2 separate regions of the Homo sapiens genome follow, and region 1 is linked to region 2. A link is an interaction called in ENCODE POLR2A ChIA-PET data of the cell type or tissue named here. Cell type or tissue: A673. All regions are shown on one strand. Links, peaks and the distances in the headings refer to the core of each region. The heading gives the core; the rest is flanking DNA.

Evidence for each region. Peaks named below come from ENCODE experiments on the same cell type or tissue, not always from the same donor. Only the 100,000 strongest peaks of a DNase experiment are listed, where the experiment ranks them.
Region 1: POLR2A ChIA-PET joins it to region 2 with 10 read pairs; 2 of 35 experiments call an interaction of 5 or more read pairs at or near these places.

What each region holds. Positions count from the first base shown.
Region 1 is chr3:33,919,417-33,922,337 of GRCh38, reverse strand. No RefSeq gene overlaps it. Among named protein-coding and RNA genes, the nearest start is that of PDCD6IP, 120 kb to the right of the region's middle. In A673, for the core only: a CTCF peak has its summit at 1,977; DNase peaks (open chromatin) are centred at 557, 1,627 and 2,427; H3K27ac peaks cover 2,500 bases.
Region 2 is chr3:34,236,528-34,239,448 of GRCh38, reverse strand. The region is part of intron 2 of LINC01811 (long intergenic non-protein coding RNA 1811); the gene reads right to left. Among named protein-coding and RNA genes, the nearest start is that of LINC01811, 79 kb to the right of the region's middle. In A673, for the core only: no CTCF peak of the experiment used is centred there; a DNase peak (open chromatin) is centred at 1,268; H3K27ac peaks cover 1,333 bases.

The DNA of each region.
Region 1 (2,921 bases), core at 148-2,647, 320 kb after region 2:
GTATCAGAAATCAATAATCAATACCAAGACTCATCTAATGTCCACCAAGGATTCCAAATGATGAAAGAAACCAACAGAGATTAAGTTACATGGTACCCACAGATTGGTCTCTTTAATTTCACCAACCATGTTCATTGTGATCCTGTCACTGAGCAGTATGGGATTGGATCTTCTCTGAGTTTCAAATCCTAGATGAGTTGTACATGTCAAGCAATGGCTGCTCTTTTCACCTGCTGGTATCATTCACTCCTGCATTCACTTTTTTATTTGCCCATTTGTTCATTCATTGCTATCACACACTTAGAATAAAACTTGAAGTCCTCATTTTGGCTTACAGGGTTAATAGCTACATCATATCTCAACACTCAGTTCACCCTGACCTCCTAGCTGCTCAAGTCACACACATAAAACATCCTTTGTCCTCAGGGCTTCTGTACTTGCTAAGGCAATTCATCAGCTCCATGTAGTCTCTCATCCTCCAGAAGCCTAGCCTGGGCCTGCCTACACGGTAGTAGGTAGCTCAGCAAGTTTCTGAGAAAAAGAAAGCAAGCGCATAAGACCTAGGATGGGAACTGGCACTTAGTCACTGCTGCCACATTCCACTGAACAGAGCTGGTCACAGGGCCAGCCCAGATTCAAGGGATGGGGAAGCAGACTCCACTTCTTGACAGAAGCAGCTTCAAAGTCACAGAGAAAAGAGGGATAGGTAGTGGAAGGAGAGAAACTTTGACCATTTTTGCTATCCATCATATTGACATAGGCCTACAAAAAGGCCTAAGAGAACCATCCCAGGGGTGGGAGCTGGGCTTTTTACTTTTTAAATTTTTTATTGGTCTGTAAGAGTTGTATATATTGGGTGGGTACATGTGATATTTTGATACATGTATACAATGTGTCATGATCAAATCAGGGTAACTGGGATATCCATCACCTCGAACATTCGTCTTTTTTCTTTATATGCTTTCTTATCTCTGTTGGATTTTGAACCCATTAAACGATAAATAGACAAATTTTAACTAAATTGTTTTGAACTTTTTTATTCTTAATGTCTAGTAAGGAAGGAGATGGAAACTTTTAGCTAAAGAAAACATGGGGCTTTGGGCAGGGCACGGTGGCTCAGGCCTGTAATCCCAGCACTTTGGGAGGCCAAGGCGGGCGGATCACCTGAGGTCAGGAGTTTTCGAGACCAGCCTGGCCAACACAGAGAAACCCCGTCTCTACTGAAAATATAAAAATTAGCCGGCATGGTGGCAGAAGTCTGTAATCCCAGCTACTCAGGAGGCTGAGGTGGGAGAATTGCTTGAACCTGGGAGGCAGAGGTTGGAGTGAGCCAAGATCGTACCACTGCACTCCAGCCAGGGTGACAGCGAGACTCCGTCTCCCAAAAAAAAAAAAAAGAAAGAAAGGAAGGAAGGAAGGAAGGAAGGAAGGAAGGAAGGAAGGAAGGAAGGAAGGAAGGAAGGAAATATGGGGCTTTACCATTTAAGATGAATAACCACATGTTGGCTGGGTCACATATCTCATTTGTCAACTTCTTTGCGTTTCGGTTCTTTCTAAAGTTCTACCTGTCCTTAAAGTGTGAGATAGCTGAAGTGTCAGTCCAGAGGGGCAGTATAATGTGATGTTACACCCAAGACCTCCAAGTCACACCTACAAGGGTTTGAGTTTGAGTTATGCCATTTCCTGTCTGTGGAATCTCAGGCAACCCATCCATCCTATTTCAGTTACAGTTTCCGCCTCTGTAAAATGGAGATAACATTTATCCTGTAAGATTTGGGTAAGGATTAGAGAAAATATATACGGAATACCTAGAGAAGTATCTGGCACATAAGAGATGCAACAAATGGTAAGTATTATTTAGAAAGTAGAAATTTGCATTTTCTTTCCACAAACCATTTCCTATATTACTTTTAAAAATAAACCCTTTCAGATCAGACAGCTAGCTAGTGCCCCCACAGGAAGCCTGTTAGTCAACTCTTGAAAAAGGCATGAAAATCTGCTTATTGTTTTTGATTTTCAAAACCCAGGTCTACTTAAGGTAAACAATGCTGGTGTTAATCATTGTCACTCAGAAAGCAAACCTATCCCCTAATCCATTAAATATACCATCAAAAGACACTGGGCATTTTTTACAGATATAAATGAGTCAGGTCTCCAGGCACCCAGAGGCTGGGACCAGCACAGAGACGAGTAGGGTTTGGAGAAAATTAGACTCTAATTCAGAATTTAGGTGGCTAATAAGAAAACAGTATGATGCTATATGCTCTGGAAGGTCTCCTATAAACTCCAGAGAAATAAGGCTCAGGTCTATAAGATGCCTCCTGGGATTTGAGCCTATAACTGGGATGGATCAAGTGGATTATCAAAATTTTAACTAGGCTGATTGCATTCTTGCCAGCTTAAGCACAAAGGCACATCTCTGGAAGGGTAGGGCTCCACCCTGGCTAAGAGCTCAGAAACAGAAAACTTGTGGTACCCAGCCAGTGGGGGTCAACACCGTCCTGGAAGCTAAGATGTGAGGCAGCTGTTCGGGGTGCCTGCTGGGTGGCTAAAGACTAAAGACATTTGCTTTCCAAAGACAAGCTCCAGCTCACGCTCATTCACACATACAGATTTATTACCCAAACACTGTCTGAGAAGCAAAATTTTATGTCTTTGACAAAGAAAGAGCATTCTGAACTAAGAATTTACAACAATCAAGAAACAACAAAAAGATACAGTCCTTTGCATCCAAACAGTGCAGCAGTCTGAGAAATGATCATGGCTGCGTTCCTTGAGGGCATTCATCAGAATGACAATGAGAAACTGGAAACTTCCACAGTGGAAGGGCCAGGGCTGGCACAAGTGTGATGAGGGCTGAAGTGCTCATCCAGACTGCTGGCTGTTCTCGCCTCCTAGCTAGCCTGCCCTGTGATTCACCC
Region 2 (2,921 bases), core at 120-2,619:
TAGGAGTGGGTGGTTAGAGCTCTCGGAGCAGGCAATGGGACAAATAAGCGGCAGTGTAACCCTAGTTAGCAAATTTTAGAGATATTGCCTATGGCCAGCTCTAAGAACTTACTGAAAAGTTTCAGATATTGCTACTTAGATGAGCTGTTTATGCTTATCCAAAAGGTAACCACGATCATACTTACCACTCTAAGGTACTGCCCAATACAAAAAATCCTTCAAGAGAAAAGCTTACACGTACACAACAGAAAATGTGTATGGACCTGTACTTATTCATATATATTTCTAAGGCTTATCAGAGTGCATATAATGTTAAGATTGAGAGTCTTTCTGCCTAAAACATCATTACCTCATTATGCCACCAATGGAATGACAAACACAGATAGGCATTAGATGAAGTTTCCTTGAATGTTAATGGTCTGGAGAACATAATTTGAAGAGAAGTAAGAAAAGATGTGCAGAGCCCCCTGATGACTTCAACTTCTTCCAAGATGATTTTATTTAGAGACTTATTTCCCAAGTCATACTCCAGTACAGATTAACCTCTCCAATGAAAGTTCTAGAGTTCCGTCCATCCCCCAGGCAGGTAAGAAAGTTAGGGTTTGTTGTTAACCATGGAGTTGATTTCCCCATCTTTAATGCTTTTACAATGTCTTCTGGTTGGGACAATCAGAAAGCCTTGGTCAGGTACCCATATGTGCCAATTTGCCCCTGGTTGTCTCTGCTTCTGCCCAGTAGGAAAAAGTGGTAAAACTAATCCTTTTTCAAGGACAATATGACCAACTCCAGGTAACTGTACAGTCCAGTTATAACTAATGAGAAGGTCAAGTGAAATTGCAAGACGACAATAGGAGAGAGATAAAAGAAACTTTCATTTTCATTTCTGTTGAAAAAATACAAATAATCTGTATCTATCAGACTTCTTTCTTTGTTCTCCTTTATTCAAACAATAACTGAGAAAGGGGTGTAGAGATTGGGCTGGGACACAGCATATTCTTATTATTTTTAACTTTATTTTCATTGGGGGCATTTTCAGTGAAACTACATTCTACTAATCTTTTTTTCTAATTTCTTTTCTCTTATGAAAAGTTTTCTTTTATATTTAAGCCAAAATGTTTGTGAAGGTCCTTTTAAATTCAAATAAAATGAAGTCTGGCATTTTTGGTGCAGAGAGCAATTCCAGACCCAGTAGGGGAGTGCTTATAACTGAACAAAAATTCTTCTTTCACACAAAATGTGAGCTCCCTGCCTGGGGTTCACACATTAATGACTGTATGACTCATTATTATATATGCCTCCAAAGCTGAGGTTCTCTCCTCTGCTAACCCGCTCTGTACAACAGATGTTGAAATGTTAACTGAGGGACAGCAGATGTGGTTGGAGTTGTTTTTCTCAAGGTCTTTTCTCCATCACTCTTCCAAGCCCTTGTGATACAGCCAACACCAAGTTACAAGGTTACCCAGAGGCTTTAACTGATACCTGGCACAAACTCCACTGTCATTAACAAAATCACAATTCTTCCCAGAGGTGCCTCTTTCACCTTCTTCTGTCTTAGGGAGTAGCTGATAGTAGGTTTCCAAATGTCAGATGGCTTATAACTTCTGGTTCTGTCTCTGATTTTCTTCTATGAGCACTATGTGTTTCCCAGGGGCTGAACAACCATGGGATTTAGATGAAAACTTCAATTTGGAAGAGTAGAGTTGGAAAAGCATAGACTTGCTGGATGAAAAGACCTAGTTTCAAATCCCAGTTAAATCTTTAAAAGATGTTTGATGGTAGGCAAGTCACTGAAAAATCCCTCAACATCAGTTTTCACATTATGAAGTAGAAGGAAATTTATTTTGTAGAAGTGTTGGGGAAAGTGGGAGACATGAACAATTGGTGGAAAAGGCTTGGCATAGTAACTACACACAAGCAAGGAACTCCATACTTTGCATAGTAACCGCATGCTTTGGATAAACTGATATTTTGGCTACAATTTTTGGCTCTCCACCCCCGCCCACCCCCAATTCCATACTCTTTGTCATGTGATTTTGCAGTACTTTCCACCTGAGACAGAATAGAAATCTTTGTTCCTTGATTTGGGCTGTCATGTGACTTGTTTTGGCTAATAAAAGCTGGATCCAGGTGTGCCAATTCCAAACCTAGGCATTAAGAAGAAAAATGTGTTTCTATCATCTCTCTTGCACGTCTTTTATTGCAATGAATACAGCTTCCTCAGATACTCAGCTTGGGCTCTAGAATAAAATATAGACAGCAGACCTGAGTCCAATCTATAGTAAGGAACTAAGCCTGGTCAGACTGACAAGGAAAGAAAGGCTGCCCAGCCAAACCCAGCTGGGGTAGTTAATGCTTAGAAAACCACAAATTAGCCAGAATTATTATTATTATTATTATTATTATTATTAAAGTCATCAAATTTGGAGATGTCTTGTTACACAGAAATAGCTGAATGTTATAATACTCACAAAAATGAGTTTTCTGGTTTGAAGTGACTTTTGGCTGGCAGCCCCAATACATGCCTTTTCCGTCTATCTTCTCACTGAAATATCAGTGAAAATACAGCAAAGGGTGAAGAAACTTCACACTATCACATAAATTTAGGCTAAAAGGCAATCCATGAATCCACAAAGAATAGGTATGATCCCGAGAAAACTACATGTAAAAATTAATAACAGAACTAAAAATTGAAGAGCAACCTCTCTCTACTTTCTATCTCTACTCCCAACTATTCTATAATGAAGATAGAATATTAAATCCCTCCCCAATGAATGCAGAATGTTAGCCCCCTCCCCTACTTATTCACCAAATGTTTCATAACCAAGTATCATTTTTCTACATGCAAGATGAGATTGTAATACTCAGAAATTACCTGAACAGGAGTTAAGGCAACATGTGTTTGGGTAAATTGCTTGTCTGGG